2 separate regions of the Homo sapiens genome follow, and region 2 is linked to region 1. The links are chromatin loops, found by intact Hi-C in ENCODE. Cell type or tissue: ascending aorta. All regions are shown on one strand.

Evidence for each region. Hi-C counts contacts between places; a loop is a spot of excess contacts. Peaks named below come from ENCODE experiments on the same cell type or tissue, not always from the same donor. Only the 100,000 strongest peaks of a DNase experiment are listed, where the experiment ranks them.
Region 2: a loop joins it to region 1, with 1.9 times the contacts of the local background. A loop is called at or near these places in 11 of 110 quality-filtered maps.

Annotation. Positions count from the first base shown.
Region 1 is chr18:34,705,992-34,710,991 of GRCh38, forward strand. It overlaps DTNA (dystrobrevin alpha), which reads left to right and starts at 4,307. Exons shown (of 23, transcript NM_001386795.1): 1 at 4,307-4,454. In ascending aorta, no CTCF peak of the experiment used is centred here; DNase peaks (open chromatin) are centred at 1,910, 3,410 and 4,230; H3K4me3 peaks cover 1,689 bases; H3K27ac peaks cover 2,777 bases.
Region 2 is chr18:34,771,436-34,776,435 of GRCh38, forward strand. All of the region lies in intron 3 of DTNA (dystrobrevin alpha), which reads left to right. Among named protein-coding and RNA genes, the nearest start is that of DTNA-AS1, 6.3 kb to the left of the region's middle. In ascending aorta, no CTCF peak of the experiment used is centred here; a DNase peak (open chromatin) is centred at 2,846; H3K4me3 peaks cover 421 bases; H3K27ac peaks cover 454 bases.

The DNA of each region.
Region 1 (5,000 bases):
GGCTAGAGTGTAGTGGCGTGATCTCAGCTCACCGCAACCTCCGCCTCCCAGGTACAAGCGATTCTCCTGCCTCAGCCTTCCAAGTAGCTGGGATTACAGGCAATACGCCACCATGCCCAGCTAATTTTGTATTTTTAGCAGAGACGGGGTTCTTCCATGTTGGTCAGGCTGGTCTTGAACTCCCGACCTCAGGTGATCCACTCGCCTCGGCCTCCCAAAGTGCTGGGATTACAGGCATGAGCCACCGCTCCCAGCCATGAATTTTTAATGTATGAAGAAATACATCAAAATGTTGATACTTGTTATTTCTGATAGTTGAATTATAAGTGCTTTTAATATTATTTCACAAATGTTTTCTGTATTTTTCAACTTCTCTACAATGGACATGTAACATTATCTTTTCATGAGAACATGGAAAGTTACAAGTTTTTATTATTAAGTTTAAAAACCAACGTATTTTTCACTAAGAATACATTCAGAATATAAGTATATAATTATAATTTTTAAACACATGAAAAAATACAAAAACAGAGGCTTGAGGATAAATTTCCAAAAATGATATGGCAAAATGATTCAGAGTTCACAATAGGTTATCTGTAAGATATGGAGCCATCAATTTCATAGTGTTATTTAAAAACGGATATTTTCTGTGATGTACTCACAGAAGAAAAACATAAAGAAATCCTTATTATTTATAGCCCCATTGTTACAATTCAAAGGAAAAGTGCATGTTTGAAATATCTTAAGGGTAAAATAGAATATCTTGATATTAAATTGTATAAATTGAGATGGCTTGCAACAGACTTGTTCTTTCATAAGAAATTTTTATGAGCAGAATAGATACTAATCCGATTAATATTTTTTAGGTCAGCTGCTCAAAGTGGCCCAAGAAACAATGTGCTTGCAAAAATTGTTCAGTAGATCACAATCTTTTTTTGTTGCTGTCAACACACTTTCTTTTTTAATTTAAACCAGTGCCCTAACAATAAAGCACTTTGTGGTATGAAAAAATAAATAATAATTTTTAACTATGATGTGAAAATTGCATTTTCAGAGGTTCAAATTGTTTTGCTTGTTTTAATTTCATTAACATTGGCCATCAACGTTTTTTGCAGCCATGTTGCTTAATTTAAGCGCGTGACTTCTGAGCCCATGTTGTTACCTTGAGTTTGTAGGAAATTAGGTGCTCTCACATCTGAAGAGAGGGCAGTGAAGCATATAACTTTGAAGCTCCCTCCTGCTTCTATGGGACTAGGATTTGGCAAATTGACTTCCTGGGGTACCTTCTGAAGCATCATTACCTATGTCTCAAAAACTTTTTCTAAGTGATTGAATTCTTCATATGAAATTAAGTGGGTCACAAGAGCACAGATTATGTTGCATATTTTGTTCACATGAGGGGGAAGTTTAATTTTAACATTTGCAAAAGGGGATTTAAAACTTTGTGAAACCAAATATACTGGCGTCGTATTCCCTAGGGGTTAAAGAATCAACAGTCACTTTAACATCTGACAAAGGATGCACCTTCTGTTTGGCAATCAATCATATTAAATGCTCTAGTAACAGTGTACCTTAACTAGATAAATGATAAGCTCTTACATTTACAAAATGAAAAACAATTAGATACGTGTAATGGCCACATAACCAATCTCCAGGGGAAAAAAATGTACAAGGTAAACACTCCTGATGAAATGAATGCAGTCAGTGAGAGTCTCTATTCAGCCAGCCACACATGAGAATAGGTATGAATTATTCAAATTGGGGTTCAAATTATTCAAATAGTCTCTCCTTCATCAACTGTTTTGAAGAGGATTAGGGAGTGCTAATTTTCCGGTGTAGCTGCTCCTTGCCTTTTTGCCTGGTCGGCCTCACACATTTTTTTGGATTGGATCATCATGAGTCACCGCGCTGAAGGATTTTTCAAGGTTGGAGCAGTGCCAAAGCTATTTTAATCATCCCAACTGATTTGTTGTGGGGCTTTTCTTTCTTACTTACTTTTTAATGATAGAGAAATCTTGCAATGTGCAACATTCACTTTATTCTTTCTGGTAACTTCCTGCAATGAAAAATAAAATTGTTTTTTTCTACCACAGGCTTTTTTAACCCCTGGCTGCTTCTTTGTACCATATTCTTCAAAGGGATTTTAATGCTAATTTTCCTATACCATTGGCTTTGGTGTCAGGTAATTTCCTGAATTTGATTACGATGGAGAGAAGCAGCTAAAAGTCTACACTGGTGAGCAGTTTACAGTACTTGTTAGAGATCAAGGTGACCTTGTAAAGGCTTCTATTGACACAATATTGGTTAATTACTAGAAATGTAATCTATGTATATAATTTATATTTTAAAGCCCTTTATGATGAAGATTCTTTACAGTTCATCTTAATTTGAGAAAGTATCATTAACAAATAACATATAGACCATTTTTTAAGAATCCAAAATGAATACCACAATGAACTGCTGTACTTGTGTTTTTCTTCCATATTTAAAGATGAAAAAAATTAACTACCATGTTTAACATTCTTCCCACAGTCCATTTCATACTAGAAATATGCTTAACCTTCTGACTGATCAGTTGCTCCTAGCTGGTTTGTAGGTTGGAGCAAGCAGCCCTTGCTCTTTGCCTAAAAAGGTCTCTATATTTATGCTGTGTTGTTATGTAAACCTATGTTAGGAAACATAGGATTGTTAATGCACATCTTGTTGAAAATGACAGTTTATTCAGCAAAGGGAAGTCACGTGCCAGTCAGCTTTCTCATGGTCCCTCTTGTTCAAAAATCACATATTGACTAAATAATACTAGCCAGAATTTATTGAGCATTTAGTATGCTTCAAGCTTGGTGCTTCCCTTGGACTATCTCATTTAATCCATTTCCATTCCTTGTTAAAGTAGGAATTTTACAGAAGAGTAAACTGAGGGTTAGAGAGGTTAAGTAACCTATCCAAGATCACAAAAGTAGTATGGGCTAGAGCCAGATTTCAAATCCGCATCTGCTTGATTCCACAATTGCTCTTCTTAAGAACTCCTCTGCCTTGCCTCTCTTTGTGATGTGATGTACTAAGAAAAATTCTGTGCAGATCTCTGAAGGGTTTAACCACAGCAAGCCATGCTCTGAAGACAGTCCTGGAGGAGTTGAGGGAAAGCTTTCAGATGCCATCTTTATCCATTGAAGAAGTAGCCCTACCTAGTGCCAAGTCTTTTGATGGTTACTTGGTAGAGAAAGATGAGTAAGACAATGTTCCTGTTCCTCTGGGAGTCCATCTCTAAAGAGAGAAGATAGATATGCAAACAAATTATTGTGAAATGTAAGCTAAGTTTGGGAAATAAGGAAGGTTGTGCAAGAGCAGAGTGATTATGCGAGGCCTGAGGGATGAAGTAGCCATCCCTGGAGGACGGGGGCACCCACTGGCTGATTAATGTACCATGGTGGGAGGAAGGACCATGCTGACATGCTGGCAAGCGGGGAAGCTCCAGTCACCTGGGACTCCTTCAGCTTTTCCCTAAAGGACTGGTAATGCGCTGAAGGTGATTCCTTAAATCCTAACTACATAGCCATTGGTTTGGGGAGTCCCAGGATTGCTCAGAGTTTGTATCGTTTCAAATCCAAGACTGCTGCTCTTAATATAGAGCCCTCCCCACCTCAGCAAATATAGCCTGATCGATTCCAGCAGGCTGTGTTGCCTGCTTTAAATTTAAATGATAAATTTTAAAAGAACTGAAATCTGTTTAAATAACAGTTAAACACAGGGTTTTGATGAAAAGAAAATGAAGAATTTTACCTCCCACATCTAAGCTGTGATTAGAAGTTTGCTCTAGAAAAAAAGCACTTTGAAACTAGCCCTTCATACACTGATGTAGTGTTTTCAGCATCTGTGTTTACTGAATACATTACTGCATTTTTTAATGTTTCTAAAGGAGCTGTGGGATTATTGCTGCATTTCCTATTGAGTTAGTAACTGACATTTAAAAATATTTAGTTGGCTGATGTAGTAGATAATGATCAGTATTTCAAAAGATTAATGGTGACTTAAAATGCATAGAGATATTTCATTAGTTAGTTGGGAAACCTTTTATTCTTATACTTCTGTTATTTTTTTCTTGTTCATGAAGTTGAGTCAGCAAGAGAAGCATATTCAAATTAGACTTGTCATACAGAAAAAAAAATCTGACTTTGTCAGGGTGGGTGGAGGGGAAAAAAGCAACTTTTTGTCAGTCTTTTGTATTTCAGCAGCTGGATTCATTGCTACCATGGTAACGGACCACATGATGAGGTGTATTAGATTGCTGTGTGTTGAGCACAAGGGGAAGAATGAACACAGCTTTTTATTGAAGTTAAAGGTTACTTTGGAGTTTGTTTGGAAATGTGTAAGGTCAAATACTATAGTTTTCAGCATATGTAGTACTTCAGAGGAAGAATTAAGGGGCATGTTGGTGCATTTAACTACAAAACCAGGTAAGGTACAATTGAATCTATGAAACTGAACTCTCTGACTTCTGTCGCAGTGGCATAACTTGCTGGGTGGAATTTCACTGTCGCCCCCACCCCCACCCCCACATGGGCACCCGATAAATTTCTCCTGCCCACCCTCCTAGCTCCTCCACCTCCGGTTTCAGCTGTTTTTAATTTGAAAGTCTAAGATGTTGTGAAATGTTATAGTTTTATGGCAGTGTGTGTGTGTGGGAGTGTGTGTGTGTGTGTGTGTGTGTGTAAGTCAAAGAAAGAAAACTGCAAAGGAAGTAATAAGAATGCAATAACTGGTGTCTTCAAATCAGCGTAGACCTGAACAAAGTGTTTTCTTGTTTTGTTTTTTGAAAATGGTCCGCTTTTCTTAGAGGACACCTTATTAGTGGCATTTGTCCAAAGCTACTTGTCTCTTCTACTAAATTAAGCAGTAGGACAAAGTTTTCCAGCAAAGTTATCTAGTGTGTTTATTGTATGTGAGCTTTTGTTTTTCTTTCATCATATTATTGCGAGCCTCATCTAACATGTATAGTCCGG
Region 2 (5,000 bases), 65 kb after region 1:
ATTGCAGTGAGCTGAGATCGTGCCACTGCACTCCAGCCTGAGTGATAGAGTGAGACTCCTTCTCAAAAACAAAAACACACTTGTAAAAAACCCATCTTCTTTTTGAGTCAAAGGGTTCTCCTTTCCAAATCGCTTCTTCCCCTTACCATTCATCTTTGTACCCTGCCATACCTTCCCCATGATGTAACTAGCACATTCTCTAACAGAATAAAAGAATGAGTGTTTCTAAAAAATTAGGGGACACCAAGTTGATTATTTGATATTCTAGGAGGAATGGAGCAGAACAAAGAATACAAATAATATTTTAAATAATCCTTTCTAATCAGTAGTCTTCTCTTCAGCTTCCAGATTTTTTGTTAACTTTCCACAAAAATTAATACCCCATAAACTCTTATAAGGATATATAAAATGGCATCATCTCAGCCTTTATTTTAGACAAATAGCTGTTTCTACCATAACATTATTTCCTTGGTCAGCATTGACGTGGTTAATGATCCAGATACCCTGTAATGTCAGCAGATCTTTTTTTTTTTCAGAAATTACTTTGGAGTCAATGAAATGCAGCCCTAAAATCATGAACAACAAAGGACAACAAGAGAAATAAATCAGAAATATCTAATCCCTCCTGTTTAATAGTAGGAACAAAATTAAGAAGGCAAGGGAATATTCTATCCTACACCCACAGCTAACATTGCACCATCTTTTAGTCCTACTGGTTACAGCCTGAATTTTCTTTCCATTAGTCATATCAACTAAAATTTAATTAAAATTTTGTTTAAAAGGCAAAGAGGAGAAAAGGTCTATAATTATATCTCGGCTGTCAGAGTTTCTCAACATACTCTTTTTCTAGTAATTGAAATATTTTAAAGGTATCCTTCATTCAGATATGTTAAGTTAGAACACCTGCTTTTTCTATGTTACTGTCTCTAAATTTCTTTTCAAATTTCTTTTGAACCAAAAAAATGCAGTTACCTTTTTACCTAAATGTTTCTCTATCACCATAAAAGTAAGCCAAGTGAGTCCCATATAACTAGTCGGTCCTGAATCAATATTCTATGAATGAACGAATATGCTCCACTAGATTCATTTCTCACCAGTCAGGTGACTAGAAGAACGCTGGTCTTATGTGGCAGGAGTAGCCTTGAGCTATGTTTTTAGTAGTAAACACTAATATTCCACTCATTTTTCTTCCAACTAGTGTATCAGTATTTTCCTCTTCCCTGCTTCATGTTTAAATATGTGGATTTTTAGCTGCCACTATGAATTTTCTATTCTTGGTAAAAAATTACCATAAATTTAGCAGCTTAAAGAAGCACACATTTATTATCTTACAGTTTTTGTAGGTCAGAAATCCAATGCAGCATGGCTGGGTTTTCGGCTTAGCTTTACACTCAACTAAAATCAAAGTGCTGGTTGGGTCTGTGATTCTCATGTTGGGATCAAGGTTCTCTTCTAAGTGCATTCATTGTGGGAAAGTGTTATTTTCTTGTGGTTGTAGGATTGGGGCCCCGTTTCCTTGCTGGCTGTCAGCTGGAGACTACCTTCAGTTCCTAGAGCCTCCCTTATTCTTTGCCTCATGGCCCCTGTGGGCTGCTCAGGGCATGGGTGTTTGTGGCTTCTTCCAGCCCAGCTAGAGTGTCCTCTCTGACTTCCCCATTTATGACTAGCCAGAGAAGTCTCCTTGCTTTTCAGTGACTCACGTGTTTATATCAGGCCCACTCAGATGATATCCATATTTTAAGGTCAGCTAATTTGGGATCATAATATCATCTGCAAAATCCCTTCACTGCAGCCCCTGGATTCATGTTTGAATAACTAGGAGAAAGTATGTGACACCATGCACCAGGAATCAACCACACTGCTCAAGAACATAGACTCTTGTATTTCTCAGATAACGATGTATAAAATCTTGGATGTAAAAATAAAGTTTAAAGTCGGAAACACAGGCAAGAGAAATCGAACCAGAGAAAGATATGTATTTAAAAGAGAGGGATCAGAGGATTCTCCCTAGTCAAGGAGCCAGCAGGAAAAGCAGGAATATTCACAGTTGGGGAAATAAACTGCAGATGACTAACCCTTGGAGCACAATTATCTATGTTAGTGTTGTTGCAAATGTTTTTACTACATATTTTCATTCCTGATGTTGAATCATTCTAGACACTTGTTTAGAATAAAGGAAGGTGCATTGTGCTAGAATGCAACGTTCCCAAAAATTCCCTGTGGGAAAGTTGGTGGTGGCAGTGGAATATAAACAAACCTATTAAAGATGCCTATGTAATAGGACAATGGAAAAACTGCTCCTCTCTGGCACCCTGGACCTATGGCAAAATTATTTCCCCTTAATCAGAGTAAACCTCTGGATGAGAAAAGCAATGATTTTAAAGTCCTGATGATTATGATATGGGTTTAATTAAAGCTGCTTCTTCCCTTTAATGGTTTTTAAGATCTTAAAAATCAGGGTTTTGTTTCCTTGTTAGTAGACTTTTGTTTTAGAGAATGCCAGAAGCTTTGCTTAAACTGCTGCCACTGCATAACCTGTGAGCTAAGCCACACCTGTAGTCTCGTTTCCAGGCATCTGGATGTAACACACAGTGACTTCCTTCCCTTTCTTCTGCTTCTGCATTAGACGTGAAAGCTGTGCCAACTAAGCACTTTTACTTTCACAGCTGAGGAAAAACCATCATCTTAAAATGCTCCTGTCAGTTGGGAAAGAGTGATGCATACAGAGGAATGCGTTTCAAGCTTCCCAACCCTATCTAACAGGTGCCAAGGCAAGATTCGATGACCTTCCCCTGGTGGCCTGCCAAGCCCTGTTTCTGGGAAACTGCCTGCTTGGCTTGGAGCCAGTCAGCAGAGCGATGAAGGGATGCCCAGAAGGGGTTCTCCCACTGCCTGGCTCCCAGGATCTCAGGACTCCAGCACACATTGTAAGAAAACAGAAGTCAGTCGGGAGGACAGGGATGGGAGAGCAGCTTCTCCCATGAAATCACACCTGAGATTCCATCTGAAAGTCACTCCTGATGTCACCTGGGTTCACTCCTCACTGAGGTTTTGTTAACATTCATTGTTATTAGCAATCACTCATTTATGTATTCACTCCATAAATAGAGACAGCACTTACTGCATGCCAAGCATTATTCTAGATCATGGGGAGAACAGTGTGAGTACAAAGTGGACCATTCAGAAATTCATCCCTATTTGCATATTCTCTTACTGAAACTTTACATAAATGCATATTTATTTTAGTGTACTTCTTCAGCAATAAAAATTTCATTTTCAATATATCACTCTCACCTGTCGAAGAGTAAAGCAAAAGAGAGATAGAAGTTGGTAATAGAAAAGTGGAAGATTTATTCAGCGAATCCTTTTAAAAGAGAGGTTGCTTCCACAGGGTACCAAGACTCATCAAGTTTCTCAAGTCATAAATCTGGGCATCATCTTTGACCTCTTATCTCAACCCAGATTGAATCAATCATAAAAATCTCATCAGTTATGCTTTCACATATATCTCAAATCTATCCACATCTTTCTGTGCTGACTACAAATGCCTAGTCCAAAACATCTTTACCTGAATTACAATCTAAAATGGCTCCTAAAACTTCCTATCCCCTGAGCAATCCCATGCATAATCCCCAGGACTGGGAATTTCGTGGAATTCACTCCTGTGATTAGATTATGTTACATTGCACAGTTGCAACAAACCTTAAAATAGGGGAATCACCTGGGTGGGCCTGAACTAATCACCTGAGCCCTTTAAAAGCAGAGAGTTAGCCAGGTGCAGTGGCTTATGCTTGTAATCCCAGCACTTTGGGAGGCCGAGGCGGGCGGATCACAAGGTCAGGAGATCGAGACGATCCTGGTGAACACTGGGAAACCCCGTCTCTACTAAAAATACAAAAAATTAACCAGGCTTGGTGGTGGGCGCCAGTAGTCCCAGCTACTCAGGAGGCTGAGGCAGGAGAATGGCGTGAACCTGGGATGCGGAGCTTGCAGTGAGCCAAGATTGCACCACGGCACTCCTGGGCGACAGAGCGAGACTCCATCTCAAAAAAAAATAAAAATAAATAAATAAATAAAAATAAAAGCAGAGAGTTTTATCTGGCAGCCGTAGAAGAGAAAATCAGACGTTTGAAGGGACAGATGAATTTGTCATGCCATTGCTGGCTTGAAGATGGAAAGTGCCACATGCTCAATCACTAGATGTTGGGAGACAGCTGGCTGACAGCCAGCAAGGAATAGGGACCTCAGTCCTATGGTCACAAGGAACTGAACTGTGCTAACAAATGTCTTGAAAGTATTTTTTTTCCTCAGAGCTTCTAAAATAAAACTGAGTTCAGCCAACACCTTGATTTAATCTTGTGATACCCTGAGCAGGGAACCAGTCATGCCATACTTAACTCCTTAACTACAGAACTGTGAGTTAATAAGAGTCTTGTTTTAAGATTATGAGTTTGTGGTTATTTGCCACACAGTCATAAAGAACTATACACAGTAAAGCATGGACCTGTGCTTTCTGCTATACACAGTAAAGCATGGACCTGCACTCCAGTGACATCTGTGAGAAAGAAGACTGCTCAGATATGTAAGAGCCACTGGGACATATACTTTGTATAAAATTCAAAGCAGGACTGAGACTGAATAACCCTGTAGGTTTAGAAGGGGAGTGGACACTTTGTTTTACACAACTGATGAAGTTCAGCGCTATTTACCGAAAACTTTTCCCTTATCAAGTTCCAAGTCCCTTATCATCATAGAGGGAGAAAAAGGAACCAAAGGCAGGATCTGGACAAGGAGCAGGATAACAAAGGTGGGAGAGAGAAGTCAAAAGTCAACCATTCTGAGTAATGACACCCCCAAAGCATCCTCCAAACACGGAGAAGCCACACAGGGAAATAACATATGAGTATTTTCTTTTTGAGACAGAGTCTTACTCTGTCGCCCAGGCTGGAGTGCAGTGGCACGATCTCAGCTCACTGCAACCTCTGCCTCCCGGGTTCAAG